Regions from separate parts of the Homo sapiens genome. Here region 2 is linked to region 1. Evidence: read pairs that join two places in POLR2A ChIA-PET (ENCODE). Cell type or tissue: GM12878. All regions are shown on one strand. Links, peaks and the distances in the headings refer to the core of each region. The heading gives the core; the rest is flanking DNA.

Region 1 (15,042 bases), core at 3,546-8,545:
ACTATTAGCCTCATGAAGCTGTCTTGAGGATTGAAAGAGATGCTAATTATGAAAAAACTGTAGAACACAAAGTGCTGCAAGGATGTGAATATTCGAAAGCAGGTCCCTGGTCTCTTTCACTTTGGAGTGGGGTTGGGGTACGGCACAAAGCAGAATGTTTCCATTGCAAAGGAGCGTGATGGAGTAAGCGGCAGAGGGCCTGAGGGGCAAGGTGGCGTGGCAGGCACGAGTAAGTCTAGCAGGGCTCTTGGAAGAAGCAGTTTCCAAAGGAGAGGGCCCCATATTGGCAGGCAGGAAGGTGCAGGGTGCTCCCTTCTTCCTCACAGAAAACCCCTGGCGAGGAAGAGGTGTGATTTGATCAGGGTGGCTGCATCAGACAGGCGTTCAGTACCTTTCCCACCAGAGCTGGTGCTGCTCAGGAGCTGAGCCAAGTCAGGGCCTCATGCAGCCCAGCTCTCCTGCCTGTGAGGGAGACCCAGGCGTCAGTGAGATGTCCCTTTTGAATCCAGCCCATGCACCTGGGCCCCTTTACAGCGGTTCTCACTTCACCAGCACCTCCCCTTCCCACGCAGGCTTCCTGTTTTGAAACCACCAATAGATGGAAAATGTGAGTACTGCCGCTTGAATGGCTCAGGCTGTGTGTGTGTCTGGGTGTGTGAGGTTCTGTGTGAGTTTGTGCTGTGTGAGCCTGTGTGCGCACATAAATGTGTATGTGCAAATGTGAATTTGAGTGTGATAGTGTAGGTGTGACTGTATGAGCATGTGTTTGTGCATGTGGGTGAGCGTGTGACTGTGAGTGGTTGAGTGAGTACATGGACACGTGTTGTGTGCATTTGAGCATGTGTATCGGTGTGTGGCTGTGTGAGTGCCTATATAAGTATATGATCATGTGTGTGTTACTGTGTGTGTTGCATGAGCATGTGTGCCTATCTATGAGCTCGTGTTGTGACTGTGATCATGTGATCATGTCTAAGAGTGCCTGTGTGGGTGTGTGACTGTGTGTGACTGTGTGTGAGGGTGTTTGTGTGCATGTGTTGTATGAGTGACCATGTGTGTGACAACGCAAGTGTATGATCAAATGTGTGTCACTGTGAGTGTGTGTTGTGGGTGTGATCACATGTGCAACTGTGTGTGACCTGATGTGAGTGTTTTGTGTGTGATTGTGTCAGTGTGTGAGTGATCACATGTGTGCTATATGAGTGATCATGTGTGTGACTGTGTGATCGTGTGTGATTATATATGTGTGTGGCCAGGGGAGAATGTGTGTTGAGTATGATCACATGTGTGACTCTGTGTGTGTGTGTGTGTGTGTGTGTGCGCGCGCGCGCGCACTTGGGCACGTGAGTGTGCCGCACAGCCCGGGGAAGGGCAGCTGAGGCAGAGGACTTTCCTTGCAGGGGACCAGCCTGGTCTGGGGTCTGGGGAGAGGGTGTTGAGGAGCGGTGGTCCTCCCAGGGAGCCCGTCTGCCTGAGTGGCAAAAGCAAGGAGCAGGGTAACACTGGCATCTGCAAGCACGTCCTGGAAGCTGCCTGAGGCCTTCCATCCACACTGAAAGACTCACCTCTCAGCTTGTATCTTTTTTTTCTCTCAAACTTTAAAACAAATAATTTCTTACCACTCCAAAAATGCATTCCTGAGAAACTGGATCACGTAACAAACAGATTAGACTGTCAGCCTTCCTAGCTGGATGGGCAGGCAGCACGTCTAGTCCATTTTCCTATTCCCAGTACTTAGCACAGTTCCTGGTAGCTGGCAGGGGTCAGTGCATTCATTCAGCAAGTATTTATGGGGTGCTTACCATGTGGCAACACAGATCATAACAAAGTCTCTGATCTCAGGGAGTGTACAGCACTGGGGAGCATGATCACAGTCCCATGAATACATAGGTACATGTGACAGGTGCTGAAAATCTTGGATGAAAGAATGGATTCCGTTTCCAGCTCTTTCCATAGCTTTGTAGAAGAGACTCCGGCTTTTTCTGGCTATTGGGAGAGGCAAGGCCATAATCAATATGCCTTTCTTCCTTTACAAAGATATTATTGACCCACAGGCTTTGAAAACAAAAATTTTCCCTTAGTGAGAAAATATAAATGGATAAGCTTCATCTCCCCTGCCATGCCCTCTCTCACTCCTGTGACCACCTTGTGACTTCTTGGGTCCCTTCCCCCATTGCACCCGCTGTTCCGTCACTCTTGTCTGGGTAGCAAAATCCCACTTATCTATCAAGGCCCAGCTCAAATCCTGTCCCTTCTGGGGCAGAGGTCATCTCCCGATAGGTGACCCACCTGCATGCTTTAAATGACTGGGGGAGCACGTATATCACAGCATTACGATTATTTGCTCTGTGTTTGTTTTCTGTCTCAGCTGAGCTCCTTGAGGCCAGAGACTTTGTTTTGTCTATCACTGAAGTTCCCAGAGCCTGGCACGGGACCTCGTCCTTCTTAGATGTTCAACATGTGTGGGATGGATGAACGGATGGGTGGGTGGGCAGACGGATAATTAGATGAAGGCTCCGTGCCCGCCCTTGTGTCATGAAAGATATACACTACAAAGATGGCAACCTAGGACTGAGCTAAGGCCCAGGGACCATGCAAAGGATAGTGTTTCAACAGTGGCTGGCATTGAGTAGGGCAGCTTTTACGTTTTTATAAATAACCTGAAAAAGGAAGTTCAGACTGAAACTCACACGTCTATGGGTGACACAGAGCTCTTTCGGTAGGGAGGTTCCATGCCAAAAGGGTAGAGGAGGGGAGGATCCCCTAAGATATGAGTGGGCGGACAAGTGGAAGGTTGCTTCAGCGTGAACAAACTCAAACCACTGTATTGACGCGGAAGTTATCTGAGGTATAAGATGGTGCCTCCGGGTGATTAAGTTTGACAAGAAAGCGTCACTTCATTCAATCAATAAATTAAACACCTACTATGTGCTGGGCTTTGTGCTCAGGCCTTTACCTCCTACCCTTGAAGATCTCAGAGTCTAATGGAGAAGAATGCTTCCAATGTAGTGGGAAAAATAGACATAGAAGGAAATAATTAGAGATAAGACTGGAAGGGCTAATAGAAGAATGGTAGAGAGTGCTATGAGACTTCCGAAGAGAGCTGCTCTGCTATCTGTGGTGGGGAAGTCGGGAGGATTTATTCATTCTGTACTTATTTCATGAATAGTTCAGGGCATTTACCGTGTGCTCAGTTTTGAAGGCACCAAGTTAAACAGATATGGAGTCTTATCTCCAAAGAGCTTACAGTCCACTGGGAGTGATGGATAGGTAAAGTGTGGGAGGGGCCGTGAGGGGGGATTTGTGATTCAGAAAGGATTTCGCTGAATGGTGAAATCTTGACCTAAAGTCATCCTTTAAATTCATTAGGCAGAAAAGGGGGAATGTGGACAATCCCAGCAGAAAAAGCAAAGTGGGCAAAGGTTCAACAGAGAGAACACCAGGGTGTGTTTTGGAAACTGCCGAGGCTCCTGGCTGAAGCAGAGGCTGCGGGGTGGGGGTGGTCACCGGAGAGGCAGCTGGGCTGACAGGGGCCAGCACAGGCATGGCCAAGGATATGGGGAACCTCTGCAGGATTTTAAGCAGGACAGTGATGTGATCTAGATTAATGGTTAAGAAAGATTATTCTAGTCTTGGTGGAGGGTGGACTATAAATTGGAGAATGAAAGGGAGAGTGAAACCAGCAGCCAATAGGACCCCTAAAATCGTCTTAGCAAGAGCTTATGCACTGAGAACAGAATGAGTTAATAGACCCAGAACCAGTGGAGTGGAATTGTCCTGATGACACCAGCCAAGGAGTTTGGGGAAATGTTATTCTCTCACTGTGCATGTAAGGCACCCTGTGGGGACAGTGCTGAGCTTAGGACCTAGAGGCAGCATCAGATAGGAGGGGAGAAAAATACACCAGAGTCCTGGGGAGTGTGGGCTGGGCCATGGCTCTGTGTCCTTAGAGAGTTATGAGACTTGACTGAGCCCCCGTTGGGACTGCTGTGAGAAAGAAGCGGGATAACATATTATAAACAATAGCATCTGCAGCTGGAGTGATGTTGGGTGGTTTGGGTTCCTGTACGTTTGGAGACAGAGTCAAAGCTGGGGAACGTCTTTAAGCTTCTGAAAGCTTTCTTTATAGAGACGCAATGAAAATATTAGAGCTGTTCTATCTGGAAAGTACAAAGGGAGGATGCCAAAGTTTAAGTAAGCTTCATAGCACAGGCATGGAGAGGAACTCAAACTGCCTGGTTTCAAATCCTGCCTTTGTGACCTAAGATCCATATATTCCCTTGAGTGAGCTATTTAACCTTTCAAAGCCTCTGTTCCCTCATTTGTGTAACAGGGATAATAATGAGCTGACTGTTGTGAGGGTTAAATGATACAATGCAGGTAAAGAGCATAGTACATACACCACGTTACACATGATAAGCTTGTAAGTAGCAGCAGCTATGAAATCATTAACTGGGACAAAAGTCTGCACACTCAGTCCCCCAATCCTGCAAAAGGAGGATCCTGCAAAAGGAGAGCAAGAATACCTCCCTTGTGTTGGAAGAAACACATTGTGGCAAATAAGAAAAGGTGGAGCGACTTCACATAGTGGTTTAAAACTGACAAAATCCATCATTCCAAACAAATCGGTGTGGACAACTTCAGACCGTCATTCTGCCTTTCAGCTGTAGGTGGGAGTTGAGTAGCAGCTGCCATCTTTCTTTCATTGTTTTAACTTTTTGGAAATTATCAACATTCACAAAAGCAGAGAGGATAGTGTAATGAACCCCCATGTATCTTCATCCAGATTCAGTAACGATCAACATACCTCCAGTCTGGTTTCATCCCAGCTGCCCCTATAGACGGGCACGCGCCATCCCAGCTCCCTGTGCACTCGGAGAATTCTCTTCCTTACTTGCTTTTCCCTCAGTGGAAATGGAAAACAGCCTGTTGTTAATGTCATTTAATCTCAGTTTAGCTTCCTTTAGGTTGGGCTAAATAATTTACGTTTATGCAATTTATTACTACAAAGCATTTCTTGACATTTTCATCTTCTCCTTGATTCTTTGAATACCTCCATTTCCTCCCGTCCACAGAAGATTGTGAACCCAGAACAAGACACAAGAGCTCTGTGAGTGTCCATCCAAGGGTCGCAGTGACGTGAGGCTAAATGCAAGGCCTGCTGCCCACCCAACTCTAAGCGCCTACCAACCCCAAACTGTGTCACAGTCCCTGGGTCTCTTGCACACGCTTGTGCTTAATACTGATTTGCCACTTAACAAGTCCCTTGGATGTCAGCAAAAGAGTGAGTACACGGAAGGAAAGAGAGCCCTTGTTTTTTCTTTCTTTTTTTTAAATTAATTTTTATTTTTTAAAGAACACATCACCTCTGCCAGAACCCTCAACTTTGGCTACGCCTACATGGAGAATGTTTTCATGGCCAAGACAGTCCACGACAGCTTTATGTTCTCCTGGACCTGGAGAGGTCCCAGCACACTGTGTGCCCCATACTACACATAGCAGTATGTGCATCATCACTGTGAGAGGAAGAGCCTTCTGCTGACACATCGAAAGTACTCAGATCGGATCCCTTGTGGCTTTGGCTGTCATCAGAAGCCCTCCCCTGAGATACAGCTGAATCATGTACTGCATGTCTTTAGTTGGTGTCTAATTTGTGGGGCTGGCAGCCTGGAATGTAGTTATTGCAAATGATACTAATCTCTGAGCTGCATTCCAGAGCGAAACTGCTTCTATGGATGCTATAATTAGCACAGACTTATTATGCATTTACTATATGCAAAGCACTTCATGTATTGGCAACACTTGCCTTAAACCTAGAAAATAATCACAATTGTTTGCATTTGCATTGTGCTTTGCATCTTACATCTGTAATATTAACAAAGAAGGCTTATTGGGTGCCAACTGTGCACCACGCATTGAGTCTGTAAAAACCTCCAAACAACCCTCTCTGTATTGTTCCATTCTCTATTGTCAGAAGCTGAGGGTTAGCTCTATTTAGTGAATTGACCAAGGGCCTCACAGCTAGTGAACAAGGGAACATAATTCAAATCCAGGACTGTGCATCAGTCCATGGGTCTGACCACTGCACCACACTGTCTTCTAACTCTAACAGAGTAATCGCTATTTGAGAGGTAATCATTCTATTTTATTTTATTTTATTTATTTTATTTTAAGACAGAGTCTCGCTCTGTCCCCCAGGCTGCAATGCAGTGGCGCTTTCTCGGCTCACTGCAACCTCCGCCTTCTGGGCGCAAGCTATTCTCGTGCCTCAGCTTCCCAAATAGCTGGGATTACAGGCATGCGTCACCACACCAGGCTAATTTTTATATTTTTAGTAGAGATGGGTTTTTGCCATCTTGGCCAGGCTGGTCTCAAACTCCTGGCCTCAAGTGATATGCCGGCTTTGGCTTCCCAAAGTGCTGGGATTACAGGTGTGAGCCACTGCTCCTGGCCAAGGTAATCATTCTTAAACCACTTTTATAGATGAGATGCCAATGCCCAGAGAGATTTTCTTCAAATCCTGCTGATAAATAGCAGAGCCAAGGCTCAAAGTCAGATCCTGTGACCCCATATTCAGTGTTTCTGAGTGCAACACCTGTTCCTCAGGCCGATGCTGCCTGGGCTAGGGGAACGGCTCATCACCACTGGCCTCCTCCCACTGTTGAGATAGGGCTCAGTTGCAGGGCCCCCCCACCTTTCTTCTTTACTTCCGGCATATTGCTCAGGCTGGTTGGGAGGGACAAGTTTAAAGAACACATCGGCTGGGTGGAACCGGGAGGGACACACTCAAAGTTACAATGTACCCTCAGTTACCCCCACAGAATGTTGTTGTGATTTTGACCCAAACCCCCAAAGCTACAACAACTTCACCTTAGCTTACTGGCACACTAGTATTATGTGTGTTAAGGGCAAGTGACTGATTATTTTACTCTCCATGAGGTAAGGAACCAAATTCCATCCATCCTGAAGAGAAAGGGAAAAAGAATTATTTCCAAAGGATCCTCATGAAATGAATCTGGAGAAGTTAAGAACCCAGATACTGCCTGCCTTGCACCTGATGGTGGTTAATAGCCGTTTTGCATCTCTAGAGTCCATTTTTCATAATGCATTGAAGGCTAACCTAGTAAGCTCAGAGTGACGATCCTGATTGCTTGCGTTTTAAGATCCTAGTCCAAGCTCTACTTCTGTCAAGATAGAGAAGCTGGGGACAAGTCACTTGAACATAGAGTCCCCTCCTTCTCCACCAGGAAGACGCAAATGCTTGCCCCTCTTGTCAGCCTCTTAGGAAGGCTGGAGAAACAGGCAATCATGTGAACATGCCTTGAGATCCTTGACAGAAGGATACAGAAACTCATTTTATTATCATTTTCCCTGAGAAAGGTGCATTGAACACTGACAGTGGGATTATTGAGATAGAGTTGAGCGAACATCAGCATTTCAGTGCCTGACAAGACGGATGTGTACCTGCAGGTAGGCGGAAAGAACCGTACCACGCGCCTGGGTTTTGGGCCATGTTGTTTACGCTTCCCGGCCTCTCATGTTTTGGGAAAGTGCATAATTTATTGCAGTGCTTTGGCCAACAACAAAGAGCTTTTTAAGTTACACCTGGCAGCATTTATCTTATTATAATGGAAAAATTAGATATTATTTCACTGTGTGGATGAGATAATCGGGTCCCTAAAATGTGAAATTCCAATTCTCTTGCACTGAGGAGTGTCTTCCCAGAAGCCTCCTGAATGCTCCTTGGGAGAATGCGGTCCACGCCCCAGGAGCTAAGAAGCAGTGAGGTGTGTCACACTCCTTCTCTGCCCTCCCATCTCTGTCGTCATCTGTCCATTGGAGGCTCATTGCAGTCTGAAATTGGATGTGGCTTGTCAGGGAGATGCTGGCAGCCTGGCCAGCAGCCGGCTTCAGGGCCACCAACAGAGCCCACCTCCTGGCTCCAGCCTACCCTATAATTAGGTGTTTTAATTGGGTGCTCTGTTTATACTCGGCCAGAACTGTTGTGCTGGCTGAGGCCTCACACAGGCAATGCTGCCTGGCTGCAACCTGTTCTCCCCTGGGAAGATGGTGTTTATTATGAAGGGAATGGAGTCTGGAGCCACACACCCAGGCCTTCTGCAGTGGACTGGGAGCCTGGCTTATTTTCCTAGAGAATCCTGGCTGACCATAGTGCTCCACTATTCATTAGAATGCTGATTTTAGGAAACTGTGCTCCACATCACATCCATCATTGTATCTCATGTTAGCTCCATCAGCCTTCTCCAGTGAGAGAAACCTCTAGATGAGTCATGGAGGTTTGATCTAGGGTGAGACCAATTGCTACAACCAAAAGTAGTCAGCTCTCCAAAGAAGAGCCACAAGTAACTAAAACTCTATGTCCTTTTGGCTGGGCTGGAATTATATAAACCTAAAGTATAAAAAAAGGGAAAATTAATTATTTTAACTTAATAAACAAAAGGTATTTGAAATTTTTATACTAAAACAGGGTTTTCATTGAAGGAATAGTATAGTCTACCTGTATAAAGCTAAACTGTCTTTTCAAACCAAATTTTCTTCCTGTCTTGCCTCGCTGTCCCTATCAATCTGGCCCCATCTAACCCCAGGCCTTCAGGGTCAACCATCCATCCCCATCCCTCCCCATCCCTTGGTACCCCTAAGATGCCAAGCACTGCCTAAGCACACTCTCTTTGAGTGTTGTCTAGTGCTATTGAGGAGATAAGACACACAAAACAATCAGAAAAAAAGTCCACATGGGAGAACATGTTATAATGTGCGAGGCCAGGTGGGCATTAAGAATGATAGGGTTATAGGGGGCGCGAGTTAGAGACAGTGAACTCAAGGGACCAGGTGCAATTTGCAGAGCTAGAAGAAGGAAAGGCATGGGTGGGACCTGGGTCACACTTGTAACAGGAATAAGGCTTCTCGCCTCAGGAAGCTCCTGCAAAATGAAGTAGCAGCTTCCTAAGCAAACAGGGCACGATGCAGCAGCAAATACAAGAAGGAGTTTGGTCTTGATCTTACGGGCAGTAGGGATCCATTTTAGTCTTTGCAGCATTGGCACATGATCCTAGTGGTATTTTGGCAGAATTATTTTCTTGGAGGTATGCATGATGGAATGAAGTATGATCCCAAGGCAGGGAGAGCCGTTGAAAGAGGCAGCTAAAATATTCTCAAGGATTATGACAGTGGGACTCGAAAGCGACTTGAGGGCAAGGTCAGTAACACAGACATCTAACCCTTGATAGTCTCCAGAGTGTGTTCCGTTATATTTTCATGTGATTCATACAAACAACCAACCTTTGAGGATAGTATTATTATTACCCTCATTTTACCGACTGAAGAGACTGAGACTCAAAGGGGCTGATGGACCTCACCTGCCCTTCTGTTTGGAACCCGTGCTAGAACCTGGGTCTTTTCTTTCCCAATCCTCTGTTCCTCCCAATACATTCAGCTGCCTCTTCTCTTATTGTTGTTGTTTTTCATATTCCTGGTAGCGCTCAGCCTAGGAAAATACATATGAATGCTCAAAAAACATCTTCAAGTATGAACACTAGAAAAAAAAAAAAAACTCGAGTTTCTGGCCAGGTGCTGTGGCTCGCGCCTGTAACCCCAGCATTTTGGGAGGCCGAGGCGGGCGGATCACCTAAGGTCAGGAGTTGAAGACCAGCCTGGCTCCTGGTCAACATGGTGAAACCCCGTCTCTACTAAAAATACAAAAATTAGATGGGTGTGGTTTCGTGTGCCTGTACTCCCAGCTACTCAGCAGGCTGAGGCAGGAGAATGGCTTGAACCTAGGAGGCAGAGGTTGCAGTGAGCCGAGATTGTGCCACTGCACTCCAGCCTGGGCAATGGAGTGAGACTCCACCTCAAAAAAAGAAAAGAAAAATCCCTGAGTTTCTTTATCTTTTTTCTTTCTTTTTTTTTTTTTTTTTGGTGATGGAGTTTCACTATTGTCGCCCAGGCTGGAGTGAAATGGCGAACTCAGCTCACTGCAACCTCCTCCTCCCGGGTTCAAGCGATTCTCCTGCCTCAGCCTCCCGAGTAGCTGGGATTACAGGCATGCACCACCACACCGGCTAATTTTGTATTTTTAGTAGAGACGGGATTTCTCCATGTTGGTCAGGCTGGTCTCGAACTCCTGATCTCAGATGATCCACCTGCCTCGGCCTCCCAAAGTGCTGGGATTACAGGCGTGAGCCACCGTGCCCGGCCAACCCTGAGTTTCTTAAAAGAAACCTGCTGCATAATTTTGAAGGATTAACATGCCTTCACCAGGGAATACTACAGTATTCCCTGCCCTATCTAAACTGTCTATCCATGAATTCAATAAATGCATTCGACAAATCAAGTGCCTTCCCTGTGAAACTCCTAGTGCAGCGATGTCCAGCCGAATGTTCTGTGATGATGGGAAGGTTTCATATCTGCACTCTCTGACATGGTAGCCACTAGCACCTGAAACATGGCCAGTGTGATGTGGAACTGAATGTTCAGTTTTATTCAGCATGTGGCTAGTGGTTAGCATTTTGGCCGCTGCACGTCTAATGGAATGGTTTTACAGTCAATAGTGAGGAGAACTCCAAAGGTTACCCTCAATTGCTAACAAAGACAAATTACAGGGGAAATGAGTCTTTTCCTAGGAAAAAGGGAGCCTGCCTTTCTGGCTTATCAATGCCACTCCAGAAGTGAAGACGGATGTTTCAGGCTTCTCTGTCTTCTGCTCAAGGAAACTGTCTTCCTGATGAGCTAAAATTGGTAACTCATTTTCCTGAAGAATCATTCTTTTGGGGTCTTTACTAGTGAACATAGAACAGTAATTGGAGGATCCCAACCTGTATTACATCTGGGAGGACATCTGGATGGTCAGTCCATGCATGAGTGGCTTGGATAGTGAGTGTCTGGTATCTTCTAGCTGGGATGAACAGCATTAGGCTTGAGGCTGCCACCTGGAAGGAGGTGCTAGAGTTTGAAATGGCTGCTTTATGTTGCATTGGGTGTTGTGAGTGTGATTCCTGCTTTGGCATCTGGCCTTGGTTCCCACTGAGGATTCTCCATGAACCCCTTACTCCCTGAAGGCTGTTCTTCATCATCAGCCCACACCTCAGCCACTCATGGTGATCTAAGGTTAAGGAAACCGCCCAACTTCCTCCCTCTGGTGGACAGAAAAAGAAGAGAATCCGCAGCACACAGAAACTCATAGGCTATCAGAGCTGGAAGGGGCCCTTGAGATCCACGTAAGCCCCTTTTCATTTTTCATGACCCCTGGAAGGTTGGAGGACTTGCCCAAGGTCATACCGCTAGTGACAGAGCAGGACTAGACCCCTGACTCTACCACCAGCTCGGTCCTCCTCCTAGAGCTGCACGATAGTCAAAAGGGGTGGAAAGAAGGCTCACGTTGGAGCGGTGGAATGGGCACTTGACACGGACTTAAATGTAAGCTCTGCGCCAAGTCACTGGGACCTTAAAGAAGCCATTGTTCTCTCTAAGCCTTGGTTCCCTCCACCATGCAATGGAGAGAAGTCAGACTACACGGTTCTCTCTTTTCATGGTTCAACGCTGAATAATCTCTGTGTGGGTTTCAATGATGCCCCAGAGCTCTTAAGCATATGTAGTGAAAGCTAATACCCACTGTCATTCTCACATTGCACGTCACCAGGAGTTCAGTTTAATACATGAGCACAAGGACGTGCAGCTCCACTCCCATCTCTCAGAGTCTCGGTTTCCCACCTCGCCCATGCAGAAGGCTCCGGTAACCCACATAGCAGTTGGCCTTTTGGCTTATAGCCTTCTGTGGAAAAGACTTGAACATTTTCTTCTATCTTATGGAAAGCGAGGATCAGGTTATCGCTTTGGCAAGCAGAGGGAACAACCGGGACAGGAGGGTGTGGCCACATGGAGTGCTGGTCTGACACCGAGGAGCTTTGCCTGGCCAGGTTCAAAAAAGCCTCCACCATGAATGAAAATGGCTCTGCAGGGAAAAGGCATGCTCTCTGCTCCTGGGTTGTACCAAAGCGGCTCTCAGCCCTGAGCTGCTTATCTCTCCCTCCCACTCTGTGAGGGAGGCCATATCAGTAAGGAGGAAGCAAGGCAGGGAGAATTGACTCATTTCGGATCCTCCTCTGAACTGGGGACAGAAGTCAAATTAGGCTTTGTCAACTCAGGCTTTGTCGACTCAGGCCCGAGGTCCGATAATTTTAAGATTGGGTATCTATTAAGATAAAAAAGAAAACTTATGGCTAAAGATAACCCTGGCATAAACATAGGTAATTAATTATAATCTGCTTTTTTCCCATACTCACTGATTAATTTGATTGTCTGTTTCCTGGGGCTTAGAGCTAATTACAGGAGTCTTTTGTACCTAAACATTGCAGTGTTCCTCTCCCCATTACCACGGAAGGCACTGAACACAGGAGTTCCTGGGCAGTTCATGAGCTGGTTATGGAAGAGGGTCAATTAATTAGGACGGAAGGAATCCATCCCGATTTAGGCATAAGCATTAACACGTGTTGGCCTAACAGGAATCAAGGCTGACTGTATTCAGGGGCAGCATTTGAGTGTGGCAATAAGAATGAACTATGAGGAAAATTCTCAAGAGCTTTTGGCCTTGACAACCATGGAGAGTTACCTAGAGCTGAATTGAGTCCTCTTTGTAGTCCAGAAATGTGAAACTGACTACATCTCGATAATTAGAGCCAGTAACTGGATTCTTACCCTTGCACATTTGTAAGCTGAAGCTTAATACTGCCTCTTTCTTTAAGCCTCAGCTTCCTGGTCTTTAAAATTTGCCTTCAAGGCCTGCCCTGAGGATTAAATAAAATATTGCTACATGAGCAAATGTGCCTAGTACAGTGCAAGATACACAGTCCTTCTTACACTGCCTTTTTTTCCTGCCTCATCCCCTCTACACCCCATTTATTTCCAGTGTCTGGTTCCTAAATGTCAGGGAAGGGGCCATTTCTGCCTCTTTCACATTACTGATGGTTCTAGCTTCTATCAAAGGCTGTGGTGCCCCAGTGTGGAGGGCTGTGGTAGGCCCTAGGGGCAGCCACTGTGGAGGAAGTCAAAGGAGGAAGTTAGACCTCAGGCAAGGAGGGCTAAGCTGTGAACAGGAACAACCCATCTCCCCTGCCATGACCATACTGCAGAGCCAAAGGCAAGCTGAGTGGTCATCTCTTAGGCTGCTCCCTATGAAGGGGGTCCTCAAGCCTCTCAGCAAATTAACACTGGACCAAAGAGGTTGCACTCGATCCAGTGGAAATTAAGAAGCACAGTCTAAGCAAAAAAGACAGAGACTCAGCATGGTAATGTGCCAAGAGCACAATTTGGGGAGTTAGGAGACCTGGCTTCCTGTCCCCATCAAATCACTTGCCTCCGCGGGTCTTAGTTCCTCATCTGTAACGTGAGAGGATTGAAGTAAGTGATCTTAGTCTCCAAGGCCTGAAATTCTGTGAGCATCGTATCCTAAATATCGTATCTTAATATATATACTATTATTCGATCTAAAATCAGAACCTAAGTATCTTTGCCTACACGCACATGCACTTACTGTCACACCAAGGGATGTCCCGATGCAGTACTGGGCATGTTACTGTAGATATTATGGACTCAACATTTGTGTTCCCCCCAAATTCATATGCTGAAATCCTTACCTCCAAGGTGATGATATCAGGAGGTTGAGTCCTCATGAACGGGATAGTCCCCTTGTGAAAGAAACCCCAGAGAGCTCTCTCCCCTTCTTTTCACTGTGTGAGGCTATAAGAAGTTGGCAGTCTGCATCCTGGAAGGGGCCCCTCCCCAGAGCTCAGTCATGCTGGCACCCTGAGCTTGGTCCGATAGCCTCCAGAACAGTGAGAAATACATTTCTATTGTCCATGAGCCACCCCAGTCTATGGCACTTTGTCGTAGAAGCACAAATGAATGAAGACAGCATATACCTGATACATCTAGATATTTCATGCTGTGTTGTGTTAAACAAATGGGCTGTATATTCTCAATCCATAGTATACAATTAATAATCACCTTTCAGTCCCTGTTTTCCTCCCTCCTAAGGCATTGAGGGAGGAGGGCTCAGGAGGGGTAAGAGTTCTGAGTGCTCAGAAGCCCAATGGGAAGACAAGACCTTCTTTTCCCTTTTTTTTTTTTTTTTTTTTTTTGAGACAGAGTCTCACTCTGTCGCCAGGCTGAAGTGCAGTGGTGCAATCTCGGCTCACTGCAACCTTCGCCTCCCAGGTTCAAGCCATTCTCCTGCCTCAACCTCCTGAGTAGCTGGGATTACAGGCGCCTGCCACCACACCCAGCTAATTTTTGTATTTTTAGTAGAGATGGGGTTCCACCATGTTGATGGTCTCTATCTCTTGACCTCATGATCCACCCGCCTCGGCCTCCCAAAGTGCTGGGATTACAGGCGTGAGCCACCGCACCAGGCCGACAAGACCTTCTTTAAACACTCAACCACTCCTTTTGAGTCGAAGCTTCCTGGGGGCCCTTCGTCTGGCAAGGGCTTAGGTGTCTTTACCAAGTGCCAAATTGCCAGATTCCCTGAGCGCTGGGAACTGAGGCCCAGAAGGAAGGCGAAGATGTGGCCGGGGGTGGGGCCGGTCTGGGGGGTATCGTAGTTGGGCCAGCAGACACACGGCTGGCTAGAGAGTTTTGGACCCCTCTCACTTCCTGGCGTGTTTGGTCAAGTCCCATTTATAATATGTAAAGTACTCCCATAAAGGGGGATGCAGTAAATAATTTCAGGAAATTGAGCGTAACCTTTCTTAGCAGCTTAGCAGTGGTGGAACGGGCAGAGTAGAATTTCCTGAGATTTCAGCTGCAGAGTAAGCCTCCAGAGCATCTGCCAGGAACTGTTTTACCAAAAGATTCCCTCCAGGAGCTTCCCAGACAGGCCTAGCCTGCTTAGAGTCGGGACAGCTGGAAAGGGCAGTCAGTGGTGGGGGCGGAGGGGGCACCCAGTGGCCGTAGAACACCGACCCTGTGCCAAACTCAGAGCTAAGCATGTCACATAACCCTAACAGCTGGTGTGAATCTCCTTTCGTTTAC
Region 2 (15,042 bases), core at 3,444-8,443, 53 kb after region 1:
GGTAAGTATCCTGGAGTGACTGCACTCCAGGCATTTCTTGCCTCCTCCTTCAAAACACTGGTACCATGGATATGCAAGACACTTCCTGTGGGTTTCTATAACTTTCCTACAAGTTTCCTCAATTCAAAAGGAACTTACTACACAACCATTAAGTTTAGGACACTGTGCTCAGCCCTGGGTTGGTTGACCAAAGTGAATGAGGTGTGGTCCTTATTGAGGAGCACGTGATCCAGTAATGGCGTGGGTTACTGTGCTCACTCTTGGATGTAGCAGACAGGTCAGCTTCTAGTTCAAGACAGCAGCATCTGCCAAACATGGCTGTGGAAGAGGACAAGAGTGAAGAAGATGGACCCTGGACTTGCTGAATTTGTAAAGGCCAACTGATCCTTTGAAGATGCCTAGCTCTTTGCAAGCCCATTCCATTACTGGCACGGGGAGATAGTATTTTCTGTTCAGTCACTTAGCAGATATTTAGTGCTCACTTACTTTGTGCAAGGTATTGGACTAGGGGAACCCAAGTGTGAGTCAGGGAAACAAACTTATGTGTGGATAAATATCATACAATATGATATACATAGAGCTATGCACTAATGTGTATGTATTGATTGCATGCATCCAGACATAGTGATATGCATAGAGCTATGCATGGTCACAGAATATTATGGGAACACAAAAAGACATCTAAGAGTGAAGAGGTGAGCTGAGAGCTGAAGTAGAAGTTAGCTGGGCAAAGAAGGAATAGGAGTGAGGAAATGGCATTCTCAGTGGGAGGGACCACATAAAGAGTCTTAGGCTTGAGAAACAGCCTCAGGAATGCAGGGGAAACAAAGTGTCTTGTGTCTAGAGTATAAATTGTGAGGCAAGGCAGAGATGAGGCTAGCAAGATGGATAAAGGCAAGTTCATGGAAGACCTTGGCCACCATATTAAGGTGTTTGGATTTAATCCAGTAGACAAAATAACTGGATTCCAGGCCAGGCGTGATGGCTCTCACCTATAATCTAGCACTTTGAGAGGCTGAGGCAAGAGGATTGCTTGAGACCTGGAGTTCGAGGCTGCACTGAGGTATGATCACACCCCTGCACTCCAGCCTGAGTGACAGAGCAAAACCCTATCTCTAAAAATTAAATTAAGAATAATAATAAATTTTTTAAAGAAGTGGATTTTATGAGGATAGCATTAAAGTATGAGGTGTTGGGATTTATCTCTGGTATCTAAAAATATGACATGTTGAGATTTTGGTTAGCACAGAATAAAATTAAAACAAGACCTAATATTCATAAAATAAATCCTCTTTCACAAACTTGAAGCCAAAGTATTGTCCTGTTTCTAAATATCTCCTAGCTAAAGCCTTTACCACTTGTTAGCACCAGAGGGAAGGGAAAGAAAAGACAAGAAGGGGCCAGGTGTGGTGGCTCACGCCTGTAATCCCAGCACTTTGGGAGGCTGAGGTAGGCGGATCACGAGGTCAAGAGATCGAGACCATTCTGGCCAACATGTTGAAACCCCATCTCTACTAAAAGTACAAAAATTAGCTGGGTGTGGTGGTGCGCGCCTGTACTCCCAGCTACTCGGGAGGCTGAGGCAGGAGAATGGCTTGAACCCGGGAGGCAGAGGTTGCAGTGAGCCGAGATCACACCACTGCACTCCAGCCTGGCGACAGAGCGAGACTCCATCTCAAAAAAAAAAAAAAAAGACAAGACAAGAAGGGCTCTGTCGCTTGCTCTCATAGGAACGCCGATGAGGGGTTTTGTTAGAAACTAACAAAGGCTGAAACTACTGGCTCTATGTGAGCCCCAGTTAGGAAAGAGGGGTTTACAGGAGCTTACTGCTTGGCCCCCTCTCACACTGCGGGTCAAGGTGAGACTGAGTAAATCCATCAGACTGATTTTTTTGTGGTTTTCTTTGCAGGTGAAGCCTTATTAGAGAGCAATACCATTATCGATCATGTCTATTGCTCCCCGTCCCTTCGCTGCGTTCAGACTGCACACAATATCTTGAAAGGTAAGACTTGCAGGTTGACAAAAACAAGTAGTCCATCCCTCTCTTTCTAGGCAGCCCCACACATAAATTATCTTAGAGCCATGGGACATTTGCCAGTTGAAAGCTTTGAATCTGGAATGAAGCAAGGATTCTTTCAGAAGGCGATCTTTGCACAAGTCACAAAAACATACTCTGGGCCGGGCACGGTGGCTCATGCCTGTAATCCCAGCACTTTGGGAGGCTGAGGCAGGCAGATCACCTGAGGTCAGGAGTTCGAGACCAGCCTCAACATGGAGAAACCCCGTCTCTAGTAAAAATACAAAATTAGCCAGGTGTAGTGCTGCATGCCTGTAATCTCAGCTGCTCGGGAGGCTGAGGCAGGAGAATTGCTTGAACCCGGGAGGCGGAGGTTGTGGTGAGCCAAGATTGCGCCATTGCACTCCAGCCTGGGCAACAAAAGTGAAACTCCATCTCAAAAAAAAAAAAAAAATACTCTGGCAGCCTAAGCAAAATAAAAGGAAGTATACTAATGTTTTCCTTGAGAATTTAAAGTGCTCTTGGATGAATCCTAGGCTTGCAAAATGTTTAGAACTTACAGAGTGTGATCCTTTCTTTACACTTAATAGTCAAATAACTTTCCTGTTTTGGTCTGTTGTTTGCCTCCTGTTGACAGCAGCAAGGGTGCTCTTAGGAGCCTCAAATCTTAATCATCATTTTTTTCTTTACTTAATTAGAAAGACTTTAAAAGCACCATTGCTACCAAGATACTCAACTTTCACCCTAAAATCTGTGGAAGCGTGAGTTACAGGTATCTCCATTCTCATTTCATGGGAAGGAAAACTAAAAGCAACAGGATTAGACTGTTTACTTCTACCAAGAAATGAATGAGCCAGAAATAAACAAGCCAACAAAGAATTTGACACTGCATCTGAGTCTTCTATCCTTTAACCTTAAGTAAACCTCTTCACTACCAGAAGGGATTTATGTATTAAATTTGCACAGAACAACTGGACTACATGCAATATGAAGATAACTAAGCAGGGACTATTTCTAGGAAGCCAGTTACACTACAGTAAAACAGAGGACTTCTACACCGCTACTAGTAAATGTTCAGCATTAGATTTTCTGATAGAGAAAATGAATAATTTACATGATATTCAAATACGATGTTGGATACTCAGAGACTATCTGAAGTTTCTTGGTAAGGCCATCATGGAATTTGCTTTAGAAAGAGGAATTATGGGGGCCAGGCGCAGTGGCTCACGCCTGTAATCCCAGCACTTTGGGAGGCCGAGGCGGGCGGTTCACGAGGTCAGGAGATCGAGACCATCCTGGCTCACACGGTGAAACCCCATCTCTACTAAAAATACAAAAAAAAAAAAAAAAAAACAAGAGCTGGGCTTGGTGGCAGGCGCCTGTAATCCTAGCTACTTGGGAGGCTGAGGCAGGAGAATTGCTTGAACCCAGGAGGCGGAGGTTGCAGTGAGCCGAGACTGTACCACTGCACTTCAGCCTAGGTGACAGAGCAAGACTCTGTATCAAAAAAAATAATAATAATAAAGAAAGAAAGAGGAATTATGGTAGTCACAGAATTGAATAAATTTTCTTTTTTTGAGATAGAATCTCGCTCTGTCACCAAGGCTGGAGTGCAGCTGCACAATCTTGGCTCACTACAACTTTCGCCTCCTGGGTTCAAGTGATTCTCCTGCCTCAGCCTCCTGAGTGCTGGGACCACAAGTGCACGCCTCCACACCCTGTTAATGTTTGTATTTTTGGTAGAGATGGGGTTTTACCATGTTGGCCAGGCTGTTCTCAACTCTTGGACTCAAGTAATCTGCCCTCCTCCGCCTCCCAAAGTGTTGGGATTACAGGTGTGAGCTACCGCACCCAGCCTCGAATAAATTATATGGATAATGAGCTGTGGCTTTTTTCCTGAAGTCAGATATGACTTAAAGCCAGCATACATCCTGGGGGTACGGCAGGAGTATTAAACTCATGTATTAGTAATGCACAAAAATTAAAAACCTTGTCCAAATCCACATGCTTCCATTTCTGTTTAGCTATATATAGCAGCCAGTAGGAAAGAGAATAGCTGATTTATCAGAATTTTTATAACAACTTGGCCTGAGAATCCACAGGCACTTTCTTCATCTTCACTGTATTTTACCCCTAAGGTTTACAACAAGAAAATCACTTGAAGATCCGTGTAGAGCCCGGCTTATTTGAGTGGACAAAATGGGTTGCTGGGAGCACATTACCTGCATGGATACCTCCATCAGAGTTAGCTGCAGCCAACCTGAGTGTTGATACAACCTACAGGTAAGCCTCGGAAACTGCTGCTTACTGAGGCCAGTGTGGAAGTGCTTTCTGCACTAGCACTAGGCCAGGTTCAGGAAGGAGCCAGGGCTGGACATCACCTACAGGCAGTTGTCCATAGTGGTGGAAAACGAGCTATGATTTTAGAAATCAAAACTGGAGAAAAGCCAGCATTTTTTTCATATTTGGCATTAGTGTGGATTAGATTCTCCAGCCTCACCCCCGTGTTGGATTTTTCTGACTTTATTATACCTGTTTCAGTGTAATAAAACCATTTTGCATTCCAGCAATAAGCACGAGCTAATGATGATGCAGTTGAGAAGATTGGAGCGATAAGGGAGATGATGATGTCTTGTCTTACAGTTTCTACGTTTAATTTTTCAAAGCATTTTTAAATCTCTGTATTATCTTTGTTTATTATTGCTATATCCCCAGAATGTAGGTAAACCATTTTTATGTATGAGAGAGTTCAAATAACTTGCCTAAAGGTATTTATACATTTAGTGACCACACATAACAATAATAATAATAAACTTTATTCATCATTTTCCACATGTCCAGCACCATGCAATCTGCTGTACAGTCATCTCATTCCTGTTCCTTTCCTTTTTCCATTAGACCCGACTGTGCTGGGATTTTAAAAAGTGTTTGTTGATTGCTTACAGGTGAATAATCTGCATGTATACAATTAAGAATTAATAATAGGGCTGGGCACGGTGGCTCACGCCTATAATCCCAGCACTCTGGGAGGCCGAGGCAGGTGGATCGTGAGGTCAGGAGATCAAGACCAGCCTGTCCAACATGGTGAAACCCCGTCTCTACTAAAAATACAAAAATTAGCTGGGCGTGGTGGCACACGCCTGTAGTCCCAGCTACTAAGGAGGCTGAGGCAGGAGAATCGCTTGAACCCAGGAGGCGGAGGTTGCAGTGAGCCAAGATTATGCCACTGCACTCCAGCCTGGTGACAGAGTGAGACTCTGTCTGAAAAAAAAAAAAAAAAAAAAAAAGAATTAATAATAATATAGTTACCTTAACTATCAAAAGTCTACTCAGGTATTTGTAAAAATCTCTTTGAGAAGGAACAGATAGTCACAACCATTATAATGGGGAATTAAGTTCATATTTCTTAAGGCAGAGTTTGTAACAAGTGGTCAATATAAGCAGAACTTTCTTATGTGATATCTGTTGACCTTTCATTTTAAATACCTACCCAAACCACATTAAAGCAATGTGCATTTCTGGCTAAGGTAATAGACAATATATTCTTTTTCCATACTCATTTTTTCTGTTCAGCAAATAAGACCTCGGATAACCCCATTAACTAGTTATGTGCTGCTGCTGCTGCTTGTCTTAAAGGAATTAGCATTCCTCAAAAACAAAATTAGATCAATCAACAGGATCCCCTATGAATACACTTCACATTTTGTTCTATCCCCTCTCTGGCCACTGGTTTTCTGTTCTTTGCAGGGAATTAGCAATAAATTGTTGTCCCCCATGCAGCAGCCAGCATCCCTTTGGCCTGGAAAGAGGAGGAGTTGCCACCAACATTGGTTAAGTGACTTTCACCATTTACCACCAGCCCCACCCAGACCAATTTAGGTCAACTATGTATTTTATATTTCCTCTAGATGTGTTTTGCCATTGCCTCCCAAGCGGCCTTACAAAGGTCTCCAGAATCGTCCTACCTGAGCCTGTCAATGTACACTCAGATACACACCCCACCAGCAGTGTGAGCAGAAGGATGAATGCCAGGAGCCTGGGGATCAGGACACAGTCCTTATTCCAGATTGCCTTTTCCTCTCCGGCAAATCAGAATTCAATTCAACCATTTTCTGTTTGGCGAGGGAGTTGGGGTAGGAGATGAAGCCTCTAATTTGAAAAATCAGTTGAGAAAGCCAAAGTTGAAGCATGTGAAAGGGACAGCCCCGGAGTTTAATTCCCTATGAAATTAATGATGCCAAATGGACAAGCCTTTGGAAGCAAGGAAGTGGTGCCCAGATGATTGAAGACATGTGGTGACAGGCAGAAAGGGAAGCCCTGAGAGCCGGGGTAGTGTGAATCAGGCAGGCTCTGCTGAAAGAGCCCTCTCACCTTGCAACAGGGGTAGGAAGAGAACAGGAGGGAGGTGGGACTGAAAGCCGAGTTAGGGAAGCTAACCAGGCTGGTGACTAATATTGAAGCATCATCCACAGGCAGCAAGACCAGCCCAGGGCCTGGGGGGGTTGAAAACAACCCCAGCCTTGAGGAGCTGGGCCAGAGGAGCAAGGCAGAAAAAACAAAATCCACACCAGCTGGGTGGGGCTTCAGAACAGAGCCCTGACTCAGAGGACAGGGGACTGGGGGAGGGTATGGATCTGGAGTGTTGGAGGGGAAACAAATCAAACTTTGGCATGAGGCTCAAAGCAGAGGCCTGTGCTTACAACCTGGACCACAGCAAGGTGGGGAGCAGAGAGTATATGGGGGAGGATACAGTTTCGGGGATGCCACCTGACTTCCAGAGCACCGTATTCCAGGTTGAGTGGGTGGGGGGAAGGCCACCTGACTCTGAGGACAGTACAGGGCCTGCAGGTGTGGCTAGCAGCATGACGTGACCTGCTGACAAGGGTGAGGAAGCTTTGACTCAGGCCAAGCCCATCAGGACTCCAGACACTGGAGTCATTCACAGGCTCCACTTTAAGGTGCTGGGAGAAGCCATAGGCAAGAACTGATCAGGACGAACCAGATCCCAGCATGTATCCCGCTCTTCACCTACATAAATCTCACACATTACATGGTCTCACACTTGAAATGACTCCCTGGGCCATACAAAGTGGACTTTTGTCACTGTGGGCAGGGGATGGGCCTGGGAGATGAGGTGACATAAATGGTGATGGAACTGGGTGAGAGGTGGGGATGGGGACAGAAAAAGAGGAGAAAGCTTGCTCCAGAACAATGAGGTACAGCCCCAACAAGTGGTGATTCAGGTCTCTACCTATCCCCCAGGGTGTTGTGAGACTCAGAAGGCTGTTTCCTAGGAGAAACAGGCATGCTGAGAGAATGCAGGATATGGGCAAGTTTCCTTCAAGTGGAACGGCATCCTTCCCCTGGACAGTAAGCCGGTGTGCACAGAAGGCCAGGCTTAGCAAGGGCACTGTCAGAAGCTGTGTGTAGAGGATCGGCTCACAGGCCAGACTCCAGACTCAGATTCAAATCCAGATTCTAAGAGTTGCTAACGGTGTTAGCATAGGGAAGTCAGCTGCAGCCTTTCTGAGCTTCTGTTTTGTCATCCATAAACAGCATTTATGAAAGCATTGCTGGGAGGATTAGACCGAAGAAATGCAAGCAGGACACTCGCACAGAGCCTGACACATATGGGAACCTCAGTAAATATTTTCAGTGCTAATAGTAGTGGTAATAGCCTACTTCTGATCAAGAGGCCATGTGAATTCATTTTGAGAACTTACCACACCTCCACCAGGCACTAAACACCCAGCAGTGAAAGACAAAATATGAAAATTGACAAAATAAGAAAATTGAAATGACATAGTTGTACCCAGAAAACAAGATAAACATCTTGTGGACCAGAAACAACATAGAAACTCTACATAGTTAAGCGGGGGTGGAGGCAGGCAGAGGCAGGCCCCAAGGGCATTGGTGACTGGGTTTGAAGACATGCAGGGGCACCGGGACAGGAAGCCTAGCTTTGATCATCCTCTTCCATGCTGTGTTAGTTCGTTTTCACGCTGCTGACAAAGACATACCTGGGACTGGGCAATTTACAAAAGAAAGAGGTTTAACTGGACTTATAGTTACATGTGACTGGGGAAGCCTCACAATCATGGCGGAAGGCAAGGAGAAGCAAGTCACGTCTTAACATGGATTGCAGCAGGCAAAGAGAGAGCTTGTGCAGGGAACTCCCCTTTTTAAAACGGTCAGATTGGCTGGGTGCAGTGGCTCATGCCTGTAATCCCAGCACTTTGGGAGGCCGAGGTGGGCGGATCATCTGAGGTCAGGAGTTCAAGACCAGCCTGGCCAACATGGTGAAACCCTGTCTCTACTAAAAACAATACAAAATTAGCCGGGTGTGGTGGCGCATGCCTCTAATCCCAGCTACTTGGGAGGCTGAGGCAGGAGAATTGCTTGAACTCAGGAGGCGGAGGTTGCAGTGAGTCGAGATCGAGCCATTGCACTCCGGCCTGGGCAACAAGAGTGAAACTCAATCTCAAAAATAAAACAACAACAACAACAAAAAACAAATAACAAAAAATAAATAAATAAAAATTTTAAAAAATAAACCATCAGATCTTGTGAGACTTATTCACTATCACGAGAACAGCACAGGAAAGACCTGCCCCCATGATTCAATTATCTCCCACCAAGTCCCTCCCACAACATGTGGAAATTCAGGATGAGATTTGGGTGGGGGGCACAGCCAGGCCCCCAGGCCGGTGAGGGACACACAGTATCACATGCCTTTGTAGATTGTATAGTAATTATCATTTACATCAATAACCTCTTCACCCCAACCACAGGCAGAGAACTTTTCCAACACAGAAATTGAGTGGTCTTCATCTTTATGCTTTGCACTTCTCCTTGTGCCAAGTGTATGGTCTGTGTTCAAAATAAGAGAGAATTAAAGGAAAAGACTGGTGAAATTTGATAAACTCGCAAAGAATCAGATGGACCTAATATCTGCGTTTAAAACCCATCCTTGCTGCTCTTGAAGAGAGGTCTGGGAAATCCCTGCTGATCTAAATAGGTTGAGGGTTCCATCTCTGCTTTGTTTTGTATTAGCTATGTGACTAGGACCATCCATCAATGGCTTATTTGTTATCCCGAGAGTGAAACATGCACTGAATGTCTCATTTTTCACCTGGTCACTGTAACGCCATACACATAGCTGTTATTTCTGTACATTTCCACTCCATGTTCATATAGTAGAAATGCTGTTCCCTATACCTTTCTCCTTTCTAGGGAAATGGATAAACAAACAGATCTACGGGATCTTTAGAAATGCCTTGAAATAAAAGTTTAGAGTGATATCTTCCTTTGTCTCAAGATCAAAATGTTTTCATTTCCTTTGTTCATTTTTCTATTACAGACCTCACATTCCAATCAGCAAATTAGTTGTTTCAGAATCCTATGATACTTATATCAGTAGAAGTTTCCAAGTAACAAAAGAAATAATAAGTGAATGTAAAAGTAAAGGTAAGTGGTATTATTCTGAACTCCATCTGTACATACGTGATTATTTCTCTATAATGGTTAATAGGTTATTCAAGATGTTTCAACTTGCTTTGGCTAACCAAAGAAATGTATTTCCAGATTTTCTTCCAGATACTTTTACATTAAATTTGTAATATTCTCTGAGTTCCTAAAATGGTAGATATTCCAGGGGTTTATACCAGACTTAGTTACTATTCTTAATAACTTAAATTCTGCGTTATAGCTATTCTTCTTGCACCCTGTGAAAGAGATTCCCTCTTATAATTTCCAAAAGCTCTAGCATGCCACTGTTTTGCCTATAATTGATGCAGCGGCATGCACACCTACACACAGCACACCTACACAAACACATACACCTTCCCTGCTATCACCAACCAAGAGCAGTGTTGTATAAGGCTCAAGTGTGTTTGCTATTGAATTTTCTAAACACTGAGCTCAAATATTTAATATGTAAGACTGTTCACTATCAATTTTTTAGTGAAAAAGGCATATTGCAAAAAAAGTATGGACATTCCCTTCATCTCTTTTTTTAAGTTAAAATACTTATATTCAAACAGTAGGCAGCCATGAGCAACAGTATTATGAATGATTCCCACCTTCCAGTTTTCATTGATTAGCCACTCACTACCATAAAGGTACACAACATGTTCTATCAACCAGGAAGTCTCAAGTGCTCATAGTTCTATAGTGGGAACACTTAAAACTATGTTAGAAGGAGTTGCACAGACAGCCCTATGGACACACAACAGTCCTGTATCTTGATTGTCATGGTGTTACAAAAAGCTACACATATGATAGAATTGCATGAACTGTATCGTCACATATGCACAAACGACTTCTTGCACACCTGCTAAAATCTGAATACGCTGTGTGTATTGTACCAGCGTCCATTTCCTGGGTTTGATACTGTACCATAGTTATGTAAGATGTTACCATTGGAGGGGGATGGGATGAAGGGTTCATGGGATCTTGTCGGTATGTATGTATATGTATGTAACCCTCCCATAAATCCATAATTATTATTATTATTTTTGAGACAGGGTCTTGCTCCTGACACTCAGGCTGGAGCGCAGTGATGCAATCATGGCTCACTATAGCCTCAATCTCCTGGGCTCAAGTGATCCTCCCACATCAGCCTCCCAAGTAGCTGGGACTGCAGGCACAGGCCACCACACCCAGCTAATTTTTTAAAAATTTTCTATAGGGACAGGGTCTCACTATGTTGCTCAGGCTGGTCTCAAACTCCTGAACTCAAGTGGTCCTCCCTCCTCGTTCTCTCAAAATTACTGGGATTACAGGGATGAGCCACCACACCCGGCCCCATAAATCTGTAACTATTTTAAGATAAATGTTTTCTTTAAAAAGATTAAGCTGCCTTATCAGTAACAAAGCACTTTCAAAATATTGCTTAGGCAAATTGTCTTCTTGAGTGTGTTTGCTCCCCTGCAGAGCATTTAGTTAGCTTCCAGTATTTGCAAAGTTTCCATGTCTTTATAGAAACAGTCTTCCCATACCTTGCCATTTTCCCCCAGGAAATAACATCCTGATTGTGGCCCACGCATCTTCCCTTGAAGCGTGTACCTGCCAACTTCAGGGCCTGTCACCTCAGAACTCCAAGGACTTCGTACAAATGGTCCGAAAGGTAATTCATTCTCGTACTTTGGGGTCCGTGATGGCTAGTAGTTTGAAGTCAGTACAGTGACTGGCTGATTACCAAGTTCTTTGAAGCATGTGTTTATGCTGAGCTGGGAATATTCATTTATTGCTTCACTCAACCAAGATGTATTGAGTGATACTCTGTGCAGGGCACTTTATTAAGCCTTGTGTTAGAAAAACAATGTATGAGAGCTAGTTCTAGCTTCTAAGAGCTAAAATGTAGGAAGCAGCTAGGAATTATAAGCAAATTGTCTGGATTTCCCTGAGGGACCTTCTCTGAATTTCCCTGAGGGAACTTGGGTTGGATCAATAGAGGTCAGTCCAAAAGACAGCATCTGAAAGCTTAACTCAAACACAGGTCCTTGAAGGTAGGCCGAGGCATGCAGCAGTTTCAAATGAGGAGGCTAAAAGGCAAAGCCAGGAACAAGACAGCAAGACAGAAAACCCATGAGGCTGACCCACACATCTGGAGTCTTCCTTTCTGTGCCTGTGGGAGAGGTTTTCTGGTCAGCTGCCTCCCACACACTTCCCTTCAGGCAAATTACATACTTCCTTTCTCTGCCGCCAGAGAACCTGGTTCAAACTCAATTGCAATCTTTTTTCACATTTTTGAAAAGTTTATTTATGCATCTGTCCTCATTTGTAAGTGCTGGAAGACAGAGAATTTTGTCTTGTTTGTAAATGCAGCTCTGGACACAGACAAAAATAAGTTTTAAAATTGCTGTGACAACTGAAGTGAGGGAGAGCACAGCTTCAGCTTTGAATGTTGCAGAGACTCGTAAGGAGAAAAAAAAAACGGGTGAAACAAATTTTTTCAAATTGAAAAATATTTTCCATTGGGTCCAAGTATAATTTCAGAAATGTTTGAGCTGACTTTTTCTTTTCTTTTTTCTTTTTTTTTTGAGACAGAGCCTTGCTCTGTCACCCAGGCTAGAGCACAGTGGCGTAATCTCGGTTCACTTTAACCTCTGCCTCCTGGATTCAAGCGATTCTCCTGATTCAGCCTCCCACGTAGCTGGGATTACAGGCACATGCCACCACGCCCAGCTAATTTTTTGTATTTTTAGTATAGATGAGGTTTGCCATGTTGGCCAGGCTGGTCTCGAACTCTTGACCTCAAGTGACCCGCCCGCCTCGGCCTCCCAAAGTACTGGGATTACAGGCGTGAGCCACTGTGCCCGGCCTTGAGCTGCCTTTTTACCTGGACTTGCAATTGGGAATTAACTCCTGGCATTGTAGCCTTATGTATTTTGGTCCTCTTTTTCTGCCACCCAATTAAGCAGCAATCTATGAACAATGACTTAATTACTTTAGGGGAGGTCACCATTTAATGGATCCTTCTGATGAATCCTCTTGCAATGTAAATACTCTTCTAAGTTACCAGTTTTACCCATTTTATTTTATTTATCGATTTTTGAAGGGAATGCATTTCTACAAAGCCACTATCCATTTCTGACTGCAATTCTCTAGGGCCACATGAATATCTTTGTATTTAGGTAAAAGTTAAAGCATTAAACCTATCTCCTAATATCCCCTTTCTTTACGACTCTTACTTCAGATCCCATATCTGGGATTTTGTTCCTGTGAAGAATTAGGAGAAACTGGAATATGGCAGCTGACAGATCCACCAATCCTTCCTCTTACCCATGGACCAACTGGGGGCTTCAACTGGAGAGAGACCTTGCTTCAAGAATAAACCACACCAGTGAACAAGAAGGAAAGGCCTTTTGGAGTGTGTCTTTCTGTGTGTTTAAAAACAGTGGGAAAATCCACACCACACTCTAAGTGGACAGCTCAGAATAATTTAGCATATTTCCTTTCACACTTAAAGTTCTTAAGATGAGACTGTGTAAATGAGAGAAAGACTTGATTCAGAGGAAAAAAATGTGTTCTCTCTGGACTCTTGCCTAGCTCACAAGGCTTTGGAGAATTGTCTTCCTAAATCGGGGCACCTGCTACAGAAGAGAATGTTTCGTTCCCTCTGGGTATGCACAGCTAAGGGGCCTCATTTCTCCCAGAGGGAGCTGCTGGCCCGCTCTAAGGGGTGCAAGAGGAAGGAGTGTGCCCAGACCAGCTGGGGGAGCATTGAAAGGACAGCTTGGGGATGGAATTTTTTTTTTTTTATCTCCATTTTCCAGTTAGGTAGAGCCAAGCTGAGGAATCCTTTTAAGATTATTAGAAAACATGCCCTGAAGAGAGTTGTTCTTAGGTTACACATGAAATCCTACCGTCACTAGCCCCCATACACCAGTGTTGCTGGCTGAAGATACCCGCTTAAGGATGCTAACATTTACCCTGGTACTGCCACATTTTCTCTAGAGCAGCTGGCCCTTCTTGCTACAGCCCTATCCCCCCTCCTTGCTTCTGTGAAATGGGGAGACAAAGCACTTTTGCTCTCCAAAGCACTTTTGGATACTCAGGAGGAAAGATAAGATACATGTTTGAAGTATTCAATCATAGGAGCAAAGAACTTGCAAAATATGAAGTGACTTGGAATTAACCATGTTGTAGCCTAACGTGCTACTGCATTTCTAAATCATCAATATTTGCTTGTCTTTGCCCCTAGACTCTAGACTATGTTAACTAGTTAAGGATGTTACATTTTGAAAGGATGTATGTTAGATATATTATTTGCAGCAAGAAGTTCATTCTGTGCAATATGGACATGTTTGCAAACCATACCAAGGGTCAGGTTGTTGTACACTTACAGTACGTGTCAACCATAATGGAACATCCACAAATGCATCAATTATACCAGGGATGTATAGTAAGTCAGGGAACTAATATAAATGATGACAGTCATGGCTGCACTGCTACTTGTGCTGTCGTTTTGTTTGTTTTTCTATGATAATTTAAAATACATAGGTAGGGCTACTGAGGAAATTTGGAGAGCCACATTCTGTGGTTTCTCATTATACTTACTTCCTGCATTTAGAGGGAGTTTATTTAAAAGAAATAAATGACAATCAAACCAAATCATCAGTTATCAATGTCTGTTTAATTGTGTGACTATCTGACTGTTGATGGCCACAGATGATGGTCTCCTATGGTATAGTTCACTCTGTAGAAGATGTATGCAAAGTGAAATGCCAGCCCTTTAAAGAGACATTAGTTAGTGTAAAATGGATCTTTACATGTTGCAGTAACATTGACTATGTTTCAAAACTCAGATGCATAAAACGTAAGGTATATAAAAATACATCTATGCTTGCGTTTGAAACTACAACTTGATAACCCCTAGAAAGAAGAGGACATGAAAGGATGCTGGCTATATATGTTAATGAGCAAAAGGATTATAGTTGTTTTGTTTTGTTTTTAGAGACAGGGTCTCACTATAATGCTTAGACTGGTCTTGAACTCCTGGGCTCAAGCGATCCTCCTGCCCCTGTCTCCCAAAGTGCTAGGATTACAGGTGTGAGCCACCACACCTGGCCCATAGTTGTATTTTTTTTAGGTCACTTAGAAAAATATGTCATGTATTTTACATTTTGAGAAACAAATCAATCATGGTTTCTTCTAGCGTTGCGCAAACACTGACCCAGCTTCTGGGTATGGAAATAACCCTGTGATGATGTGTTAATATAAAATGTTGGGAGGGAATATTCCCAATAAAGGTCTTAAGAGAAAAGTCACATTACAAGTAATGTAATGGCTCTACCATTCATTCTTCTGGTATTTGTAATGAAGTGAATCCACTGTTTAATCAGATCCATAATCTTTAACAGATTCACCACAAATTTTCATGGGCGTTGAGTGCTCAGAATAATGCTTGAACACCTCACCTTGAAACTGTAGCAGTGTGTTCTGGGCAGTATCTGTAATGTATGAAATAGAGTCTGGAATAGGTTATCCACTCCATCTTCTAGGTTATCTTAGTTGTATGA

What was found. Peaks named below come from ENCODE experiments on the same cell type or tissue, not always from the same donor. Only the 100,000 strongest peaks of a DNase experiment are listed, where the experiment ranks them.
Region 2: POLR2A ChIA-PET joins it to region 1 with 5 read pairs; 2 of 35 experiments call an interaction of 5 or more read pairs at or near these places.

Annotation. Positions count from the first base shown.
Region 1 is chr11:122,743,583-122,758,624 of GRCh38, forward strand. The region is part of intron 1 of UBASH3B (ubiquitin associated and SH3 domain containing B); the gene reads left to right. Among named protein-coding and RNA genes, the nearest start is that of CRTAM, 87 kb to the right of the region's middle. RefSeq lists enhancers at 96-195, 895-1,862, 5,635-5,684 and a silencer at 11,687-11,840. In GM12878, for the core only: no CTCF peak of the experiment used is centred there; a DNase peak (open chromatin) is centred at 5,549.
Region 2 is chr11:122,797,033-122,812,074 of GRCh38, forward strand. UBASH3B (ubiquitin associated and SH3 domain containing B) reads left to right here. Exons shown (of 14, transcript NM_032873.5): 9 at 1; 10 at 1,910-2,002; 11 at 4,156-4,300; 12 at 9,378-9,484; 13 at 11,035-11,144; 14 at 12,717-15,042. The coding sequence ends at 12,854. Among named protein-coding and RNA genes, the nearest start is that of CRTAM, 34 kb to the right of the region's middle. RefSeq lists enhancers at 6,238-6,980, 7,784-8,302. In GM12878, for the core only: no CTCF peak of the experiment used is centred there; no DNase peak of the experiment used is centred there.